2 separate regions of the Homo sapiens genome follow, and region 2 is linked to region 1. Evidence: chromatin loops called from intact Hi-C (ENCODE). Cell type or tissue: HCT116. All regions are shown on one strand. Each heading gives the region's core, and the rest is flanking DNA. Links, peaks and the distances in the headings are about the cores only.

Evidence for each region. Hi-C counts contacts between places; a loop is a spot of excess contacts. Peaks named below come from ENCODE experiments on the same cell type or tissue, not always from the same donor. Only the 100,000 strongest peaks of a DNase experiment are listed, where the experiment ranks them.
Region 2: it touches region 1 in a loop (7-fold over the local background); 10 of 110 quality-filtered maps call a loop at or near these places.

Annotation. Positions count from the first base shown.
Region 1 is chrX:85,846,365-85,857,468 of GRCh38, reverse strand. It overlaps the pseudogene SFR1P2. Among named protein-coding and RNA genes, the nearest start is that of MIR1321, 16 kb to the right of the region's middle. In HCT116, for the core only: a CTCF peak has its summit at 5,835 (motif pointing left); a DNase peak (open chromatin) is centred at 5,838.
Region 2 is chrX:86,060,561-86,071,664 of GRCh38, reverse strand. It overlaps the pseudogene NDUFA5P7. Among named protein-coding and RNA genes, the nearest start is that of CHM, 19 kb to the right of the region's middle. In HCT116, for the core only: no CTCF peak of the experiment used is centred there; a DNase peak (open chromatin) is centred at 4,500.

The DNA of each region.
Region 1 (11,104 bases), core at 1,614-9,613:
TTTATAGCAATGCAAAAGTGGACTAATACAAGCATAGTATTTAAGTATATATTGTAAGATATGGAGATGGGTAGAGAACACAAAGAAATCTTAAACTTTATTGAGTGGACTTGATGATAGTGCTAATATTTATTGTGATAGATAATGTTGATGGGATTATTAACATTTAGAACAAGAAAATAATATACAAACAAAGATAAGTAAAAACCCTGTGCTCTTTAGTTTGAATCAGATCAGTGTATGCGTATGCTCAAACTCATCAAATTGTACAGATTAAATATGTGCAGTGTTTGGATTTCAATTATACCCCCCCCCAAAAAAAAATCAATATACACTCAAGATGCAGTTACTTCATTCTAATATATTTTCTAGCTAGAAAATTGGCAAAGGCTACTGGTGTTATGTCAAAAGAACATAAGAACCAATGTGAAGGAACTCCCATTGGTCACAGATAAGGCCATTTGAACATCAAGAGTGAATAATGATACTCCAAAAAGCAAACGAACCTCATTGACCAGCCATGAAGATTGCTAAGGCACTCTTTGTTCTAGAAACTAATAAATAAAGAGAAGGAAGCAATTATCATATATGTCCTGTAAAGACTGTATTTCAGGATATCCAAATAGTTGTTAAAGGAAAGTTCTTGTAGAAGAATCACAATTAATAAATGCATGAGGAATGATAGAATTAGAAAAATCACTGTTTTGTAAACTCAATATAGTATAATAATATACCTAGGCAATGATTATCAATGACTGCTAAAACCTGTAGTTGAAAGGCATCACTCGAACCTACTGATCAATCTTAAAATTATTATAAGTAGAAAGGCAGACATTATAAGTTTCCTTGTGTGTTGAAATAGAAAGTATACAGCATTGCCTAGGAAGAATTCTTGCCAAAATAAAAAAATAAAATGAACCTAAATCTAATCAAGCCTTTAGCTTTAACTACCAGCTTACAGGCATGAGGGGGACAGGAAAGCATGCTAAGTGACATCATGAAGATACAACGTGTAAAATTCTACAGGACAAATGACCCAATTTTATCAACAATTAACTGGCACAGGAAAAAAAATGGAGGAAGCATTATTACAGACTAAAGGAGATTTTAGAGATATCAACTGCAACATGCTGACCTTGTTTTGAACAAATGACATCTTTTTTTTTTTTTTTTTTTTTTAAGATGGAGTCCTGCTCTGTTGCCCAGGCTGGAGTGCAGTAATGTGATCTGGGCTCATTGCAACCTCCGCTTCCCGGGTTCAAGTGATTCTCCTGCCTCAGCCTCCCAAGTAGCTGGGATTACAGACGCAGGCCACCATGCCCAGCTAATTTTTTTCAGCTAATTTTTTTGTATTTTTAGTAGAAACGGGGTTTTATCATGTTGGTCAGGCTGGTCTGGAACTCCTGACCTCAAATGATCCGCCCACCTCAGCCTCCCAAAGTGCTGGGATTACAGGCATTAGCCACAGCACCCAGACTGACATCTTTTTTTTTTTTTAAAGCAAAATCCAGACCGTTTTGAGACAATCAGAGGGAATTGAACATTTACTGGATGATAGTTGATATAAGGAATTCATATTAATAGTGTTGAATGAGAAAATTTTAATTTTTAAAAGATATCTCAGATTTTAAAAATAGATGAAATAAGTAGAACAAAATATTAATGATTAAATACATGATATATGGGGAGTTGTTTCTATTATGTATTTTCTATTGTGTTTAAAATTTTTCATAGTAAATTTTTTAAATGACAGATAAAGGTTAATAATAATATATAGGTTAATAATAATAACCTACCTGTACATTGTTTCTTCCTTTACAACATAACTACCCTCCACTATTTCTGAAAAGGAGGTCCTATAGGATTCAGTTCAGTCCTATATACTTTGTTTTATAATGTTTTGAAACCAGGGACTCTAAAAATCACCTGTTTAAATTTATTACCTTTGATTGATGTCTTCCCAGGCCAGAGGAAGAAAGAGAAAGAGGTAGTGTGGCTGAGCAACACTGGCACAGGGCAAGGTCAGGAAGAATAAACATGTTTACAGAGTCAGCCCCTCTCCCTCTCTCTTCCCCTTAGTTAAAAATTTAAAAATGAAAATGGCATTATTGAGTACCATGGAGTGGAGGGAATTTATAATCTTACGACTTAGATTGCCTACTTTATTATCACCAATCTATGATAAAATTGTTAATGCTTTTTAACCTCTAAAATGTTTCTATCTAGGCAGTCTTTAGACGTTGCAGCATGGAGTCTGCTACTAATTTCCACACATGAAACCTTTTTGATGCCTCACATTTGGACTTGTGACACTATTCTATGAGAATCTGTTGAATATTTTTTTCAGAAACAGCCGAAAATATATATTGTATAATATATGCTCCAATTATCCAGTAAAAAATTCAATCTTTGCCCTATATTAAAAATATAATTTATTGTGAAATGATATATGTATACATTGTGAAATGATTACCACAATCAAGATAATTAGTATATTCATTTATTCAGTTTCCTTTATGTTTGTATGTTTGTGGTGAGAACACTTAAGTTCTACTTTCTTAGCAAATTTCAAATATACAGTACAGTATTATTAACTATAGTCACCACGCTGTACATTAGATCATTTCAAAATATATACATGTATCAAAATGCTTAAACCATAAATATGTGTAATTTTATTTGTCAGTTATATCTCAGTAAAACTGGAAGGATATAAATATAGTTTCACTGTTACTAGCTGTTGCCTTCAACAATTGTCAGTAATGGCACAGTAGATCTATTGTGTTTTTTTTTTAATTTTTTTAATATACTTTAAGTTCTGGGATACATGTGCAGAACGTGCAGGTTTGTTACATAGGTATACACGTGCCATGGTGGTTTGCTGCACCCATCAACCCGTCATCTACATTAGGTATTTCTCCTAATGCTCCCCCTCCCCTAGCCCCCCACCCCCCGACAGGCCCCGCTGTGTGATGTTCCCCTCCCTGTGTCCATGTGTTCTCATTGTTCAACTCCCACTTATGAGTGAGAACATGTGGTGTTTGGTTTTCTGTTCTTGTGTTAGTTTGCTGAGAATGATGGTTTCCAGCTTCATCCATGTCCCTGCAAAGGACATAAACTCATCCTTTTTTACGGCTGCATAGTATTCTATGATGTATACATGCCACATTTTCTTTATCCAGTCTATTATTCATGGGCATTTGGGTTGGTTCCAAGTGTTTGCTATTGTGAACAGTGCCACAATAAACATACATGTGCCTGTGTTTTTATGGTAGAATGATTTATAATCCTTTGGGTACAATTTTGTTTGTCAGTTATATCTTAGTAAAGCTGGAAGAAATAAATATAGTTTCACTGTTAGTAGCTGTTGCCTTCAACAATTGTCAGTGATGGGGCAGTAGATCTATTGTGTTTTTAAATTTATTTTTATTTTTCTTAGAGACAGGGTCTCACTGTGTCCCTGAGGCTGGAGTTCAATGGCGCAATCATAGCTCACTGCAGCCTTGACATCTTAGCCCCAAGCAATCCTCCCACCTCAGCCTCCTGAGTAGCTGAGAAAACAGGCACACGCCATCACACCTGGCTAATTTTCTTTTCCTACTCTTCTTAAGGGCTGAGTGGAGATCATGCCAGTTATTTTTGTCTAACTTGTGCTACCAATGGAACAAGTGAATAAGCCAACTGAAATCTAGGATTTTTAAAAATCAAAGTAGTTGATCCAGTAGAGTCAAAAGATCTATTCATCTTGCTTACACACATGGTAAATTACAATTCATCACTTTTCCTCAATTTCCGCATGCATTTGGGCACACAATCTTACTGATTTTTTATCTCAGAATATCTTCCTGATCACAGCCACCTCCTCTTTATTCCCACGACCCACTGTTATCATTCTCTTTCAGACTATTCTAATGAGTCATCCTGACACCAGGCTCTTCTGTCTACTCCAATACCTATTGAGGTAGAAATCACCTCATTGGTTCCTTCTTCTGCTTACGCATTATGAGAAGGAGGTCATTTAGCATAGGAACACACCACAGATATGTAAGAATGAAGCCGTTAAGTAGGTATCCCCAGCCTGCACCATATGTGGCTGTGACAAGATAGAGCTTGGGACCCTGAGCATAGCTCAGAGGATAGGAAAAAAATTACAGGTAACACTTGTAGTGCCTACTATGTACTAGGCTCTCTTCTGTTAATCTCATAATAACTTGTAAGTAATTATCCTCCATTTTATAGATGAGGACATTGATGAGGAAACTGAAGTGCCGAGAGATAGAATGACATCCAAGGTCATAGTTGGAAAGGCTTGGATTGCTCCTCTGAATTGGTACACATCAAAACATGTTTATGAACTAGTAAATAGTAAGATTCTGTTCTTTCTCATCATAATGAACTACATCTGCCTGTCCTACCAGTGGCAGAGTTTCACCTAAAAATTAAAAACACATAAGAGCCCTGATCATGTCAGTCCTTTAAAACTGCTGCCTATAAAATACAATCTGACCTCTTCAGTATACATGTGAGTTCACCTCCCCAAAATACAAAATATTCCTCTCTTGCTTCATCTCCTGTCATTCTACCTCCCTTCTCACCTCTCACTCTATTCTTCAATCACAATGAACTTCCCACTATCCTCAGACTCTGGCCCATTGCACATATCATTTATTTTTCTAAAATGCCCTAACTCAGCGGTCCTCAACCATTTTGGCACCAAGGACCAGTTTTGTGGAAGAGAATTTTTCCACAGACGGGAAGCAGTACAGGGATGGTTTCAGGATGAAACTGTTTCACCTCTGATCGTTAGGAATCAGATTCTCATAAGGAGCGCACAACCTAGATCCCACGCATGCCAATTCACAATAGGGTTTGTGCTCCTATAAGAATCTAATGCAGCTGCTGATCTGACAGGTGGCAGAGCTCAGGCACTAATGCTTGCTTGCCTGCCACTCACCTCCTGTTGTGCTGCCCAGTTTCTAACAGGCCGCAGACTGGTACAGGTCTGTGACCCAGTGGTTGGGGACCCCTGCCCTAACCTCTAACCTCTCTCTGCTACTACCACACCCCTTTTCTTACAACAAATTTATATTCTGTCTTTAAAATCCAGATGTAGTGTTACTTCGACTGCTAATACTTTGGCAAAATTACTTTTCCCTCTGTGGAACCCACAGTACTGTTCATAAAGTACTTACTTCGTTGGATTCTAAGTTTTCTGATTTTGTTTCTGTCTTCTAGACAGTGAACAACTTGAGTGCAGGGACCCTGTCATTCATCCTTGTGTCCTCAGCACATGACAATGCCTGACTCATTGCCATGCATCACCTGCATAACCCTGCTCCTCTGGCCACAGTAGACTCGTCCTAGGGTGGGGACAGGCCCCTGACCCACTTTGAAATTGAGATCCATAATGAGTTTTAAATTTGCTGGGTGGCTGATACGTACCATGAAACCTCTTTAGCTATAGGCAGCCATATTTTCCACTAGGTGGACAGTAGAGCAGAGAAAATCTGTTTGTAAAGAAAGAAAAAACAGAGATGAGAGACACAGAACTGCCAGGTGAACCTAGAATTGGTTTCTGAGAGCTTTCTAATTCTAATGATACTGGAGGTCCAGTATCATTCCTGCCCTGAGGGTTTGTGATACACTCCTGTATCCTTATAATCAAATCTCCTGCTTTGATGTTCAGAAAACACCACTGGATTTCTGACACTTGCACACAAAATGTTTAAACGAAATACACACTTCTGGGAGATGTCATTTATTAGAACCTCTGAAAATTCCTCTACCTGCTTGAGTGCAGGCACATGATCACCTGCACCAAGTGTAGCAAGCGCATGAGCAAGTGCCCCATCTGCCGGCAGTATGTGGTGCAAGTCATTCACATGTTCAAATCCTGAAAACAAGGATCTCCCAACAGGGAACTTGCCCCTAAAATTGATCCTTAACATTTCAAAGCACAGAAGGGACTAGAAAATTACTCTTAAAAGGCTAAAACTGTTTTTAAAAACTATTTTCACAACTAACTGGGGACAGAAAGGTTCACCCTAAATTGTAGAAACATCGGTCCATACTATACACCTGTCTGCCTGTGGACACACTGGATTTCTTGGGTTCTACCAGGCTTTATTACATGTCCCCTATCGCTCACTGTCGAAGTCAGGCTGTTTACAACGTATGGTCATCAGCTACTGCTCTTTGGAGGACACTTATCCTGTTTTCTTGTTTTCCTTTCATCATTTTTTTCTAACTTAAACTACTCAGATGTTTAAAACGTATGTTCTTTTTGGATGAAATCACTGTCCACAAGTGGCCAACATGAAACATGCTGATCAATGGTCTCTCTTATTATTCATGCATGTCTATATGTGTATGTCTGTGAATGCATTTGTGTACTATGCAAATTTACATTTATACTGATTAGGAAGTGTCATAAAAGGTTCAGGTCCAAAGCTCCATACAGAAGGGACAGTAAAACACCAGCACCATTTATTGAGGAAGGTATCCTTTTCCCTATGTATATTCTTGTCACCTTTGTCAAAAAATCAGTTGGCTGTAAATATGTGGTTTTATTTCTGGGTTTCCTGTTCTTTTCCATTAGTCTATGTGTCTTTTTATATCAATGACATGATGTTTTGGTTTCTATAGCTTGATACAGTATATTTTGAAGTTAGGTAGTATGATGCCTCCAGCTTTGTTCTTTTGTTCAGGATTGCTTTGCCTATTGAGGGTCTTTTGTGTTTCCATATGGATTTGAGGATTGTTATTTCTATTTCTGTAAAGAATGTCACCTCTGATCATCAGGCGTCAGTTAGATTTGCATTTTGATAAGTATTGCACTCAATCTGCTTTGGGCAGTCTTCTTACTTTAATGATGTTAATTCTTCTGATCTGTGAGCCTGGGATGTCTTTTCATTAGTTTGCATCCTCTTCACTTTGTGTCATTAGAATTTTTTAGTTTTCCTTGGAGAGGGCTTTCAAATCCTTAGTTAAGTTTATTCCCAGGTACCTTTTTGTAGCTATTTCAAATGGGATTGCTTTTTTTCAAAATTTTGGTAGGTACATAGTAGGTGTATATATTTATGGGGAATATGAGGTGTTTTGATACGGGCATGCAATGCATAATAATTGCATAATAGAGAATGGGGTATCCTTCTCCTCAGGCATTTATCCTTTGTGTTACAAACAATCCAATTATACTCCTTGAGTTATTTTTAAATGTACAATTAAATTATTATTGACTATAGCTCTCTCGCATGGCCCCACCTTGGGCACAGGATAGATTTATGGCTGCAACTGCATGTGCTTTCTGCTCATGCTGGGGAGAGCAGAGAGGTAAACCAAGATTTCATTTTCAAGATGGAAAGTCAGTCAGACTCAGCTGTGGTTTTGCCTAGTACTCCACAGGCCTTTGTGAATCCATCATCTCCCCGTACAACTAGTTCATGAAAACAACCTATGAGTGCAACACTTAAAGAAAGATTAAGGAAAACAAGATCTTCATTTAATTCCTGTTACAATGTGATAAAACGTCTTAAAGTAGAGAATGAAGAAAACAATCAGAACTTTTCAGAGAAACCAGCGTATTCCACAGAGGAAAACTGTTTGGAATTTCAAGAAAATTTTAAACACATAGACAAGTGAATTTGAAGAAATCACATATTTGAAAAATACCTTCAAGAATATCAATGTGAGTGAATCTCAGTCACTTGATTCTGTGTCATTCAGTGCTCTCCAAAATGAGTTTGTGAATTAGAATCTTCCTAAACAAGAATTAAACGAAGAAAAAGCAAAATTGGTGAAGCAGGTTCAGGAGAAAGAAGACTTTCTTTTGGAGGCGAAATCTTGTCCAAATGTATATAGATCAAAGAATGTTGATCGTCTCAGTTACAGTTGTTAATAAAGAAGTAGAGAAGCTGTAGCCAGCCGTTGCTTTATGAGTTGTAGTCAGCTATGTCTGCAGAGAACAAGAAAGTAAACCTACTCAATTGATAGACCACTATGGATTAGATAATAAATTGCTACACTGTAACAGAAGTGAAGAAGAATTTATAGGTGTTTAATTCCTAATCATTTCTCCAGAATATCTTTGAGAATGACAACTTAATTAAAAGATACTTGTACATTTTAAATGGAAGATAGAAACCATTAGGGCTTAGAGGAAGGTATCCTGATGAACATCAATTTAGGACACTCTACTATATTAATATAAATTAAGTTGTAGAATGAAAATGTAGTATTTGGATAGATTTGCCGAAGAAAATTTGACATTTAATGTAATATGAAAAAAATTCAAATCATGTTGAAAAAATCATTTGGGCAATTCTCTAAACCAGTTTTAATACATTGCTTTGTGTTTTTTGTGGCAAAATGATTTATTTTAAATGCCCAAAATTGTCCAATCTGGTGAATGTCTAAATTTCAAGTGGTCTAAAAATGCCCGCCTCTCTCCTAAGTTTATAAACCTTTTTTCCATCCATTTACTACTACATATTTCCATCTGATGACCTAGCAGGTAATTAAACTCATATGTCCAAATTTTTTTAAAAAATAAAAATAAATTATTATTGACTCTAGTCACCCTGTTGTGCTATCAAATACTAGGTCTTATTCATTCTATTTTTTGTCCCCACCTCCTTCCCACACCCCCATTACTCTTCCCAGCCTCTGGTAACCATCTTTCTACTCTCTATGTCCATGAGTTCAATTGTTTACATTTTTAGATTTCATAAATAAGTGAGAACATATGACATTTGTCTTTCTGTGCCTGGCTAATTTCAGTTAACATAATGACCTTCAGTTCCATCCATGTTGCTGCAAATGACAGGATTTCATTATTTTTATGGCTGAATAATATTCCATTGTGTACCACATTTTCTTTATCCATTTATCTGCTGATGGACACTTAGGTTGATTCCATATCATGGCTATTGTGAATAATGCTAAAATAAACATGGGAGTACAGATATCTCTTCAATATACTGATTACCATGTTTTTGGATATATACCCAGCAATGGGATTGCTGGATCATATGGTAGCTCTATTTTTATTGTTTTGAGGAACCTCCAAATTGTTCTCCATCGTGGTTGTACTAATTTACATTCCCACCAACAGTATACGAGTGTTTCCTTTACTCCACCTCCTTGCCATCATTTGTTTGTTTGTTTGTGTGTTTTGTTTTATTATACTTTAAGTTCTGGGATACATGTGCAGAACATGCAGGTTTGTTACATAGGTATACATGTGTCATGGTGGTTTGCTGCACCCATCAACCCGTCATCTACATTAGGTATTTTTCTTAATGCTATCCCTCCCTTAGCTTCCCCATGACAGGCCCCAGTGTGTGATGTTCCCCTCCCTGTGTCCATGCGTTCTCATTGTTCAACTGCCACTTATGAGTGAGAACATGCGATGTTGGGTTTTCTGTTCCTGTGTCAGTTTGCTGAGAGTGATGGTTTCCAGCTTCATCCATGTCCCTGCAAAGAACATGAACTCATCCTTTTTTATGGCTGCATAGTATTCCATAGTATTCCATAGTATTCCATGGTATATATGTGCCATATTTTCTTTATCCAGTCTATCATTGATGGGCATTTGAGTTGGTTGCAAGTCTTTGCTATTGTGAATAGTGCTGCAATAAACATACATGTGCATGTGTCTTTATAGTAGAATGATTTATATTCCTTTGGGTATATACCCAGTAATGGGATGGCTGGATCAATTGGTATTTCTGGTTCTAGATCCTTGAGGAATTGCCACACTGTCTTCCACAATGGTTGAACTAATTTACACTCCCACCAACAGTATAAAAGTGTTCCTATTTCTCCACATCCTCTCCAGCATCTATTGTTTCCTGACTTTTTAATGACCGCCATTCTAACTGGTGTGAGATGGTATCTCATTGTGGTTTTGATTTGCATTTCTCTAATGACCAGTGATGATGAGCTTTTTTTCATATGTTTGTTGGCCACATAAATGTCTTCTTTTGAGAAGTGTCTGTTCATATCCTTCGCCCACTTTCTGATGGGGTTGTTTTTTTCTTGTAAATTGGTTTAAGTTCCTTATAGATTCCAGATATAAGCCCTTTGTCAGATGGATGGATTGCAAAATTTTTCTCCCTTTCTCTAGGTTGTCTATTCACCCTGATGATAGTTTCTTTTGCTGTGCAGAAGCTCTTTAGTTTAATTAGATCCCATTGTCAATTTTGGCTTTTGTTTCCATTGCTTTTGGTGTTTTAGTCATGAAATATTTGTTCATGCCTATGTCCTGAATGGTATTGCCTAGGTTTTCTTTTAGGATTTTTATGGTTTTAGGTCTTACATTTAAGTCTTTAATCCATCTTGAGTTAATTTTTGTATAAGATGTAAGGAAGGGGTCCAGTTTCAGTTTTTTGTGTATGGCTAGTCAGGGGCTTATAGATAAAACTCCCATCTCCCTGGGACAGAGCACTTGGGGGAAGCGGCAACTGTGCGCACAGCTTCAGCAGACTTAAATATTCCTGCCCGCTGGCTCTGAAGAGAGCAGTGAATCTCCCAGCACAGCGCTGGAGCTCTGCTAAGGGACAGACTGCCTCCTCAAGTGGGTCCCTGACCCCTGTGCCTCCTGACTGGGAGACACCTCCTGGCAGCGGTCAACAGATATACAGGAGAGCTCCAGCTGGCATCTGGTGGGTGCCTTTCTGGGACGAAGCTTCCAGAGGAAGGAACAGATAGCAATCTTTGCTGTTCTGCAGGTTCTGCTGGTGATATTGAGCATTTGTTATTGCCTGTCTTTGGTATTGCTTTTTCAGTTAGTTTCTTATTGTTGTGTAGAAATGCTGTTGGTTTTTGTATGTTTATTCTGTATCTGAAATTTTACTCAGTTTCTTTCTCTATCCTAAGAGCTTTTTGTGGAACCTTCAGGTTTTGCTATATATACGATTATGTCATCCACAGAGAGGGACAGTGTGACTTCCTTTTTTTCCTATTTGGATACCTTTCATTTCTTTCTATTTCCTGATTGCTCTGGCCAGGACTTCTAGTAGTATGTTGAATAGGACTGGTGAAAGTGGGTATCCTTGTCTTGCTCCCGTTTTTAGAGGAAAGGCTTTCAGGTTTTCCCCATTCA
Region 2 (11,104 bases), core at 988-8,987, 210 kb before region 1:
TATAGGTTGAAAGTAAATGGATATAAAAATATACTTTACAAATAATAAGCATAAGAAGATGAGAATGGTCATATTGATCAGATGAAAGAGATTTCAAGATGAAATATATTACAAGAGATAAAGAAGAACATTTCATAATGATAAAAATTCGTCAGGAAGATGTAACAATCATAAATGTGTGTCCCACGAGAGAGCTTCAAAATACATGAGGCAGTAGTTGACAAAAATTAATGGCAAAATAGATAATTCCACAAGCATAGTTGGAGAATTTAATAGTCTGTATTAGTTATCTATTCTATGTAACAAATTACCTCACAATAATTGACTTAAAACCACAAACATTTATTTCAGTTTCTAGGCCCAACTTAACCAGATCCTCTGGCTCTGGGTCTCTCATAAGGCTGCACTCAAGGTATTGCTTGGGGCTACAGTTGTCATAATGTTTCACTGGAAGAAGATCCAGTTCTAAGCTCACTCATGTGGCTGTTGACAGGCATTAGAAGTTCCAGGTCAAAGTTCACTCATGTGGCTATTGGTAGGCCTTAGGTCTCTTCGATGGCTGTAGGTCACTAAAAACATTGGTTTCTTCCTACATGTGCCTCTCTAAAGGCTATTCATAATATGTTAGCTTGCTTTCTCAAGTGCAAGGGGAGGGAGAGAGAAAGAGAGAAGTACTTAATGAGCACTTCTTCATATGCTGCTCTGTGAATGAATTATTTCCTTTGAATGTATTTTGACTTTCCAAATTTTTGTCTTTCCATATTGTAAATTCCTCAATAGAAGAAACCATGGCATTTTCTTTATTACATCCATTTCCCTGTTCCACCCTCCAGTGTTAACTTCATGGTTCTACAATGTCACAAAATTTATAGCAGTTAACATGTTTAGTGTTACTCATGGCCTCAGGAAGGGCATACTGGCATGTGCAAAGCCATCCAAATAGAACACCAATGGGGAATTTTTAAAAAATGTAAACTACACATAGCTAACCATTGTATAGCCAGTTCATGAAGTTTAGAATTTGTACAGTGATAGCTTAACCATCTTAGGATATATTTCTAAGAATAATATAGGAAGTGGTATTTGAATTAACAGCTCCAGGATTTTTGACTTCTTGTCTTTGTACATTTGTGTTATGGAGGAGAACTAAGGGCACCTAGCAATTTAAAAAAAGGTGGTAAATTCTTATCCAGCTCTACTCATTGGAAGTTGCGGAATGGCAATACAAAGGTACTTGAATCTTGGTTGCTAAGGAAAAATAGAAATACAATTTCTGGAGCTAACCCCTCCATTCTATTAATGGGTTCTCTTTAACAGAATTTCTATTTTTTTAATTTCGAACTTTTACTTTAAGTTCAGGGGTACCTGTGCAGGATGGGCAGGTTTGTTACATAGGTAAATATGTGCCGTGGTGGTTTGCTGTACAGATCATCCCATCACCTAGGTATTAAACCCAGTATCCATTAGCTATTCTTCTTGATGCTCTCCTTCTTCCCAGCCCAACCCTCCAACAGGCCTCAGTGTGTGTTGTTCCCCACCATGTGTCCATGTGTTCTCAACATTCAGCTCTCACTTATAAGTGAGAACATGTGGTATTTGGTTTTCTGTTTCTTCATTAGTTTGCTGAGGATAATGGCTTCCAGCTCTATCCATGTCCCTAGAAAGGACATGATCTTATTCTTTTTTATGGCTACATAGTATTCCATGGTGTATACGTACCACATTTTCTTTATCCAGTCTATCATTGATGGGCATTTAGGTTGATTCCATGTCTTTGCTATTAGAAATAGACCTGCAATGAACACACGTGTCCATGTATCTTTATAATAGAATAATTCATATTCCTTTGAGTATATACCCAGTAAAGGGATTGCTGGATCAAATGGTATTTCTGCCTCTACGTCTTTGAGGAATTGCCACACTGTCTTTGACAATGGTTGAACTAATTTACACTCCCACCAACAGTGTAAAAGCATTCCTTTTTCTCCACAACCTTGCCAGCATCTTTTGTTTCTTTACTTTTTAATAATCGCCATTCTGACTGGTGTGAGATGGTATCTCATTATGGTTTTGATGTGCATTTCTCTAATGATCAATGATGTTGAGATTTTTTTCACATGTTTGTTGGCTACATGTATATCTTCTTTTGAGAAGTGTCTGTTCATGTCCTTTGCCCACTTTTTAATGGAGTTGTTTGGTTTTTTTCTTGTAAATTTAAGTTCCTTGTAGATCCTGGATATTAGCCCTTTGTCAGATGGATAGATTGCAAAAATTTTCTCCCATTCTCTATGTTGTCTGTTCACTCTGATGATAGTTTCTTTTGCTGTGCTCTTTAGTTTAATTAGATCCCATTTGTTAATGTTTGCTTTTCTTGCAATTGCTTTTGGCATCTTCATTATGAAATATTTGCCCATGTCTATGTCCTGAATGGCATTGCCTAGATTTTCTTCTGGGTTTTTTATAGTTTGGGGTTTTGCATTTGTTTGAAATGCTTGTTCCCCAGTGCCGTAAAGAAATAGCACTTGAACATAAATTTAATTTCCTCAGCAAGGCCATTTTTATACTTTCTGCAGAAAGGGTACACTCACCAACTGTTTTGCCACAAGAGTACACCAAACAAAGGAGACAAGGTCATTTATAACCTGACACGTCCATCCTACTGCTGTGTCCAGTTTCCATTGGCTTGAACAGGACCTCACATTCTGTATTTGTCCCGATTGGCTAGCAACTTAGAATGTTTTAAAAGAGGCATAGGCAGAGGAGAACAAAGGAAGGAGAAAGTAACTTGTGGAATGCTGAGAAAGGTAAAAACACCTTCAAATAAGGAAGAGGAACAAGCTATGACCTAATGCTTGCTTGGACCAGTATAAGCATTCCAGGGCAAATATTTAGGCTAAATTGTGGGGGCAAAGAACATAAAGTATGTTGATTTCTTTATTACGGCTAGCAGATATTTAAGAATGTTAGCACAGGTCGCTGGGCACGGTGGCTCAGGCCTGTAATCCCAGCACTTTGGGAGGCTGAGGCGGGTGGATCATGAGGTCAGGAGATTGAGACCATCCTGGCTGACACAGTGAAACCCTGTCTCTACTAAAAATACAAAAAAAATTAGCTGAGTGTGGTGGGGGGCGCCTGTAGTCCCAGCTACTTGGGAGGCTGAGGCAGGAGAATGGTGTGAACCCAGGAGGTGGAGCTTGCAGTGAGCAGAGATCATGCCACTGCACTCCAACCTGGGTGACAGAGCAAGACTCCGTCTCAAAAAAAAAAAAAATGTTAGCACTGGTCTTTGAATAAATTTTGCTTCTAAGAGAAGTTACTATTTATTCCTAGACGGGGAGGAAAGTCTTTGAAGAGGAACTTCTACTTTACTTTTTTTTTTTACACATTTAAGTCTTTAATCCATCTTGAGTTAATTTTTGTATACAGTGTAAGGAAGGGGTCCAGTTTCAGTTTTCTGCATATAGCTAGCCGGTTCTCCCAGCACCATTTATTACACAAGGAATCCTTTCCCCATTGCTTGTTTTATCATGTTTGTCGAAGGTCAGATGGTTGTAGGTGTGCAGTCTTATTTCTGGGTTCTGTATTCTGTTCCATTGGTCTATGTGTCTGTTCTTGTACCAGGACCATTGCTATTTTGGTTACTGTGGCCATATAGTATATAGTTTGAAGTTAGGTAGCATAATGCCTCCAGCTTTGTTCTTTTGCTTAGGACTGTCTTGGCTATTCAGGCTTGTTTTTCTTGTTCAATACGAATTTTAAAATAGTTTTTTTTTTTTCCTGGTTATGTGAAGAATGTCAATGGTAGTTTAAAGGGAATAGCATTGAATCTATAAGTTGCTTTGGGCAGTATGGCCATTTTCATGATATTGATTCTTTGCATCCATGAGCATGGAATGTTTTTTCTATTTGTTTGTGTCATCTCTGATTTGATTGAACAGCGGTTTATAGTTCTCCTTGAAGAGGTCCTCCTTCACTTCCCTTGTTAGCTGTATTCCTAGGCACTTTATTCTTTTTGTGGCAATTGTGAAAGGGAGATCATTCTGATTTGGCTCTAGCTTGCCTGTTGTTGGTGTATAGGAATGCTAGCAATTTCTGCACAATGATTTTGTATCCTGAGACTGCTGAAGTTGCTTATCAGCTTAAAAAGCTTTTGGGCCGAGATGATGGGGTTTTGTGGATATAGGATCATGTCATCTGCAAACAAAGATAGTCTGACGTCTTCTCTTCCTATTTGAGTACCTTTATTTCTTTCTCTTGCCTGATTTCCCTGGCCAGAACTTCCAATACTATGTTGAATAGGACAGACTTTCTTAACCTGGGACTATTGATAACTAGGTCTGGATGATTTTTTGATGTTGGGGGGTGGAGGAGACATGGGCTGACTTGTGCATTGAGGTTTAATAGCATCCATGGCCTCTGCCCACTAGATGCCAGTAGCTCTCCGCCCTCCCCCACCCCAGCCCCCACCATTTGTGAGAATGAAAAATGCTTCTAGACAGTGCCAAATGTCCACTGGGGGGCAAAATCACCTCTTTTTAAGAACCACTTCCGTGGACAATATTTTTCCAACTGAAGGTCACACCGGTTACTGGGGTATCGGGTACTGCAATAAGTTCAGTGGGTAACAGCATTTTTAAATGAAATTGAATTCAATAGAAAGTATCAGAGCACTTAGATTGTAATTAGAGTAAGCGCGTTTCTTGAAATGTAGACATAATACATCATGTGTGTATTGTGTTGCTATTTAAAATCCATTTCTTACTGTGTAATGCTGCCAAAAAAAAATGTCTGAAAGCAACTGTTCCTAGAGCCCAGCTGAGAGCATTCAACCAGAATGGCTGCTTTAAGGTCATAAACTTTCTCGTAGCTAATCTAACAGTCCGTGATTGCCAGTATTAACCTTCCTCTAAGGTGGACCAGGCACCACTGTTTCCTCCGTTAATAGGCTCATGCCTTCCTCTCTTGATGCCTTTTCTCCTACAGCTCTCCCTGAACTCTCATACCTTTCAATATTACCTATCTTTCAGGGTGTCCCAAAGTCCTTTATAACGTATTATCTGCCATTCCAGTGCAAAATGGTCTCTCCCTTCTCTGAACACCTTTTGTGCTTTTTGTCTATACTGTAGAAGCTGTCTTTAAAAATGTGATTAGAAACCATACTTGAGAATTTACTTTTAAAAATTAGTAAAAGAATTATTGGCTGTATGTGAGAGTTCACAAGAGAGGTTAAGAATATTGTACACAAAGATTTTTGATGTTCCTGAGAAAATGCCTAAAAATGCCACATATAGAAGACCAATATTTGATGACTTCAGGGTGGCCAAATAAAAGAGGTGATTTTTTCAGTCTGAAGATGAACTAAGCCTGGTGAGAAAAATTATGCAAAGGTAACTATGGGCACTGTTAATGGAAGAGCCTCCTGACAATTACTGGAAATAGACAAAATCATCGTCATTAAATGACCGTGGTGGGTTGATGGGAAACTGATGTAATTAAATGTTCTGTTATATTAAAAATATTTTGGGCCTGGCACAGTGGCTCATACCTGTAATCCCAGCACTTTGGGAGGCTAAGGCGGGCGGATCACCTGAGGTCAGGAGTTTGAGACCAGTCTGGCCAACATGGGGAAACACTGTCTCTACTGAAAATACAAAAAAATTAGCCGGGCATGGTGGCACATGCCTGTAATCCCAGCTACTCAGGAGGCTGAGGCAGGAGAATCGCTTGAACTGGGAGGCAGAGGTTGCAGTGAGCTGAGATCGTGCCACTGCACTCCAGCCTGGACGACAAGAGTGAAATTGGAAACAAATACAACTGACTCTTGGTAAATACAGAACTTCTAGAGCAGGGCTATGTAGGTGTCACAGAGTATTCTAGCTGTCAGCATTCAGTGTGCCATAGGCATCAATCATTTTGTGGGGGAAATGAATGGCAGGAGAAGGACAAGCATTTGTAGCAATCAATATCCTTTTCTTTACTGGCCTCTTACTATCCCACAATTGCCCCAAAGTAGAAGTATGGCTACAGAGGAAGCAGGGTAAGTGGTTACTTTTGCTTGAGCTTTGTCCTCCAAAGTAGCACCTTATCAACACTTTTAAAGGTGGTCTAAATATCACTTAGACCAGTGATTCTCAAGCCATCTGTTATGAAATAACTTTTTTAAAATTTTGGAACCAATTGCAGACTGATACTTTGTAAAGTGTAATAAAAGTATAAAATAAAAGTAATAAAGTGTAATAAAGTAATAAGATTGATTACTAGAAAAATGAAAAAAGACATAAAATACAGGCTCCAGTTTTTTTGTTTTTGTTTATTTTAGCTCTATTAAGGTATAACTGACAAATAAGAATTGTATATATTTAAGATATATAACTTCATTTTTTGATACATGTATACATTGTGAAATGATCACCACCATCAAGCTAATTAACATATCCATCAACTAACTCACACAGTTACCATTTGGGTTTTGCTTTTGTTTTTTGGTAAGAACACAGGATCTACTCTCTTAGCAAATTGCAAGTATACAATATGGTATTGTTAACTGTAGCTACTACGTCATATATTAGATCTTCCACATGTACTTGTCTTAGATAACTGAAAGTAGGAAATGAAATCAGTATCTCAAAGAGATTTGTGTTCCCACATTCATTGCAGCATTATTTATAATAGGCAAGATACGGAAATATCTTAAATTTCCATTGACAGATGAATGGAAAAGGAAAATGTTATATATGTATATACGCCATTATCTTCTAAGACTACTCAAAACTTAGAATAGTCCATTACATATATAATGGAATGTAATTCAACCTTAAAAAAGAAGGAAATCCTGCCATTTGCCACAGCATGGATGAAAATGAAGGACATTATACCAAGTGAAATAAGTCAGACACAGAAAGACAAATACTGTATGATCTCACTTAAATATGGAATCTAAAATAGAACCCACAGAAGCACAGAGAAGAATGGTGGTTGCCAGGAGTTAAGGGGTGGGGGAAATGGGAAGACGTTGGTCAAGTTCCAGGTTTTATTATTGTATTCAACATACATAAAATTACTCTGTTAAATTGCTATAAAAGTTTCTAAATGTTTACAGTAAGTTTCTGTACTTAGACCAGGAACAGTTTGGAGACCTTACTGTGAGTAGTCCTATAATATAATGGCAAGAACTTAGAGGAAGTAATGTAAATTATGCAGTTTAAAAATTAGTAATAAGACCCTGAGAAGAGTGTAAAATTGTTACGGTAGGTCGCTAGTCAGCCATGAGCAGGGTAGGAGAGGGCTCCCCACCACACCCCACCAGGAAAGTCAGGAGATCATCAGGTGATGATCAGGCAGTTGTCACACTGCCTCTCTAAAATAATCATTGGTTGCAGCCAGCACCAGGAAAAGGTAGTATCTCTGTAGATAGAAAACACCTGAAGTTGGTGATCGATAGCTTCTCAATAAGACCTCAGGAATTAGGTGAGTGGGCTTGAGCATGGGGCACTCCACCAGAAAAGGGAAAAACGCCTCAGGTGAGCATGCATATGACTCCAGTAAACCCACTGTGCATGCTCATCTCCCAAGTGCTAGAAAGCCACCGCACATGCAGGCAGGTCACCGTAAGGAAAGAATCAAGGAAAAGGGATGCAGGACCCTGGAAGTATGCCAACACATAAAACTGTAAGTCAAAGGTCAAACACCGCACATGACTTCCAAGATGCCCGCTTGGGTCTCATCCAAGTGTACTTTCCTTTCTTTCCTGCTGTAAAGCTTTTTTTTCCTTTTTTGAATATGTTTCATGACTTATATATATATTTTTATTATGCTTTAAGTTCTAGGGTACATGTGCAAAACGTGCAGGTTTGTTACATATGTATACATGTGCCATGAAAGACCAAAGATAGATAAAACTGCAAAGATGGGGAAAAACAGAACAGAAAAACTGAAAATTCTAAAGCTTTTTAATAAATTTCCACTCCTGCTCTGAAACTTGCCTCAGTCTGTTTTTCTGCCTTACGCCCCTCAGTTGAATTCTTTCTTCTGAGGAGGCAAGAATTGAGGTTGCTACAGACCCATACGGATTCGCCACTGGTAACCTGGATACCTTCCACCACTAACAAAAGGATATTACTGTTACATGTCCTCACCCACCCACCATCTAAAACGCACAGACTCTTGCCCATTCCCACATCCCTGTTGGAACCTGGCAAGTGCTGGCAGACAAGAGAGTGGAGACAGAGAGGTGCCTTGGTTACAGCCCAGAGGCAACATTGATGTTCATGTCAAGCTTCCTTAAAATCCCATTCATCCTCATCTCCATTGCCTACTTCCAAAATACCTACTATATCTAAGGCTAATTGCTGATTAAATAGTTGCTTCTTTAAAATGTGTCACTCTGTATAAAAGAAACCAGGATAATTGACTAAACTAAGCTATGTTAAAAAGCTTTCTTCTTGACATTAACATGTATTTACTCTTTCTGCTAAAATGTAAATATTTTAAGCACCTTTTGACCTCTTTCCTTGAAGTCTGTTTTCTCCCAGATGGCACAAGTTTTCTTCTTTAAAAACACACACAAAGTGAAGCCAATGAACTCCGTATCCAGAAATGAGGAAACATTAACCTAAGGAGCAGTACATGCCCACGCTATTTCTAAATTTGAAGACATATGGTATAGGAGAGAGCCAGATAGACAGTAATTATAACCACACTAAATACTTGCAGTAAACATATTAAATATATAGTAAATGTCAACAGATATAAATAATTTTGATAATTACAATAGTCCACTGTGCTCCAGGGCTTATAAAGATAATTATTAGGATTTTTTCATTATTTGAGTTTTTAAAACAATTATGATATTTGCTGCTAATGTATTTACAGAATCACTTAAGTTAAATTATTCACATTACAGTTACTTCTTTTATTTAAAATTGTGTAAGCTCCAAGAAGGCAAGGAATGTGTTTTTCTGGTTCACCGCTGTATCCCCTGCATCTGTCACAGTTCTTGATATACAGCAAGTACTTAAAAAATAGTTATTGAATGAATAATACCGCATAATTTTCCTGGGATGACTATAATTGTATTTGGAATGTACGTTCTTAAAAGATGGGGTCTGTGGGTTTTAGGGTATGTAGAGTATCTTATGCACCTATCAGCACTCAATATCACTTGTAGGCAGCGGTGTGCTGGTAAATAAGTGTGGTTTAAATCTCCCACCAAGGCTGAATTCAAGTTACCCACTTGATATCACTGAACTTGGAGCTGGGAAGAGATGTGGATATTGGCTCATGAAAGCTAGTATGAGCAGGCTGCAGCACACCACTGCTCAGGTGTCAGTTCCACTTACTCTGCCCTATCAAGTTTTAGATTTTGTGACCTTCAAACTGTAGATTTAATCTCTCCCCCTCCTAAAACAGGAGGGGGAATCCAAGCCTGGCATTTTACCGGGGGCTCTATTTCTACCAGAAGATGGGAGTTTGTAACTACTCTTGTTGCCATAGTCTATTAGTTCTCAAAGTGAAGACCCAAGAACAGCAGCATCAATGTTACTTGGGAACTTTGTAGAAAAAATTTCAGGCAAATTATTAGTCCCCACCCCAGATTTACCAAATGAGGAATCTTTATGCATTTTTTAATTTAGTAATTTTTAAATTCACATATAATAATTGCACATATTTATGGAGTATAGAGTGATATTTCAACACGTGTATGCAATACGTAATGATCAAATCAGAGTAATTAGCAATCCATCACCTGAAACATTTATCATTTCTTTGTATTGTGAACGTTCAAAATCCTCCCTTCTAGCTATTTGAAATAGACAATAAATTATTGTAATTTTGTATACATTAACCAACTTCTCCCTATCCTCTTTTCCCCTTTACCCTTCCCAGCCTCTAATAACCAGAATTCTATTCTACTCTTTACTTCTATGAGCTCAAATTTTTTAGCTCCCAGATATGAGTGAGAGCATGCACTATTTATATCTTTCTGTTCCTGACTTATTTCATTTAACATAATATCCTCCAAACTCTTCCACGTTGCCACAAATGACAGAATTTCATTCTTTTTCATGGCTGAATAGTATTCCACTGTGTATACATACCGCATTTTCTTTATAGAAGGAATCTTTGTTTTAACAAGTTCTTCAGGTGATTTTGATGTGTGCTTAAGCTTGAGCACTCTTACCCTAAAACCGGAGTTCAGTAGGCCTGAAGCAAGATTCATAGGTACCTGCATTTTCATTTTATCAGCTGCATTCTTTTTCTCTTAAATCCACATGTAATTTCAGTTTGACTTGGTGTCTGCCTCTTTTTCTGAATCTTATTCCACTTTTCTGAAGAAACTAGCATCCTGGCCTACAACCACAAATAGAACACTTGAGAATTAGATACAGATTCTAGCAGAGTTGGAACCAGTTACCCATACCCAGGAGAGCAATGTTAGTCATCCTAGCTCAGTTGTAACTCTTTCTCCAGTAGCCCTCCAGTAAGCTTTCTGCCTAAGCCCCACATATTTTGGTTTCAGGCTCAAAGATATGGAAAATTTAAATGATAAGCATGATAGTATTTTTTTTCCTGTTTTCTACTTTTTCTCACAAACACCATAAAAATGTGGTTTAGGTATGATTTTAGCTTTGAGAAACTCTAAAGCAAAATGTAGGCTTTAAAAGTGTACCCTAAGGCAGCTGTAGAAATAGTAAAATATAAGAAGCCAATCTCCAATTATGACTTTCTTATTTGTCATGTTATTTAAGCACTAAGTCCTAGGCCTTCTTCCTGGGAAAGGCCCTTCCCAGGGGCTCCTTCCTTTATCCTATCCAGGTCTACCACAGGAGTATAGAAAATATGTCACAGAAAGTATGAATATAAAGAACTGAGAAAAAAGAAAACAAGGTTCTTTCTAAATCATCAGAAACCACAAAAATAATGTAAATTAATAAAGGCCTTGAATTTTGAGATGTGAAAGAGATTATATGTAACTTTAAAGTAATGATAAAAATGTAACCCAAAATATTTTCCTACTATCAAAATGTTTTAGTGGATATCTATTACTTATGTTGCTGAAGAATCATTCAACACTTGGTTTGTGACAAAATGTACAATAATTTCT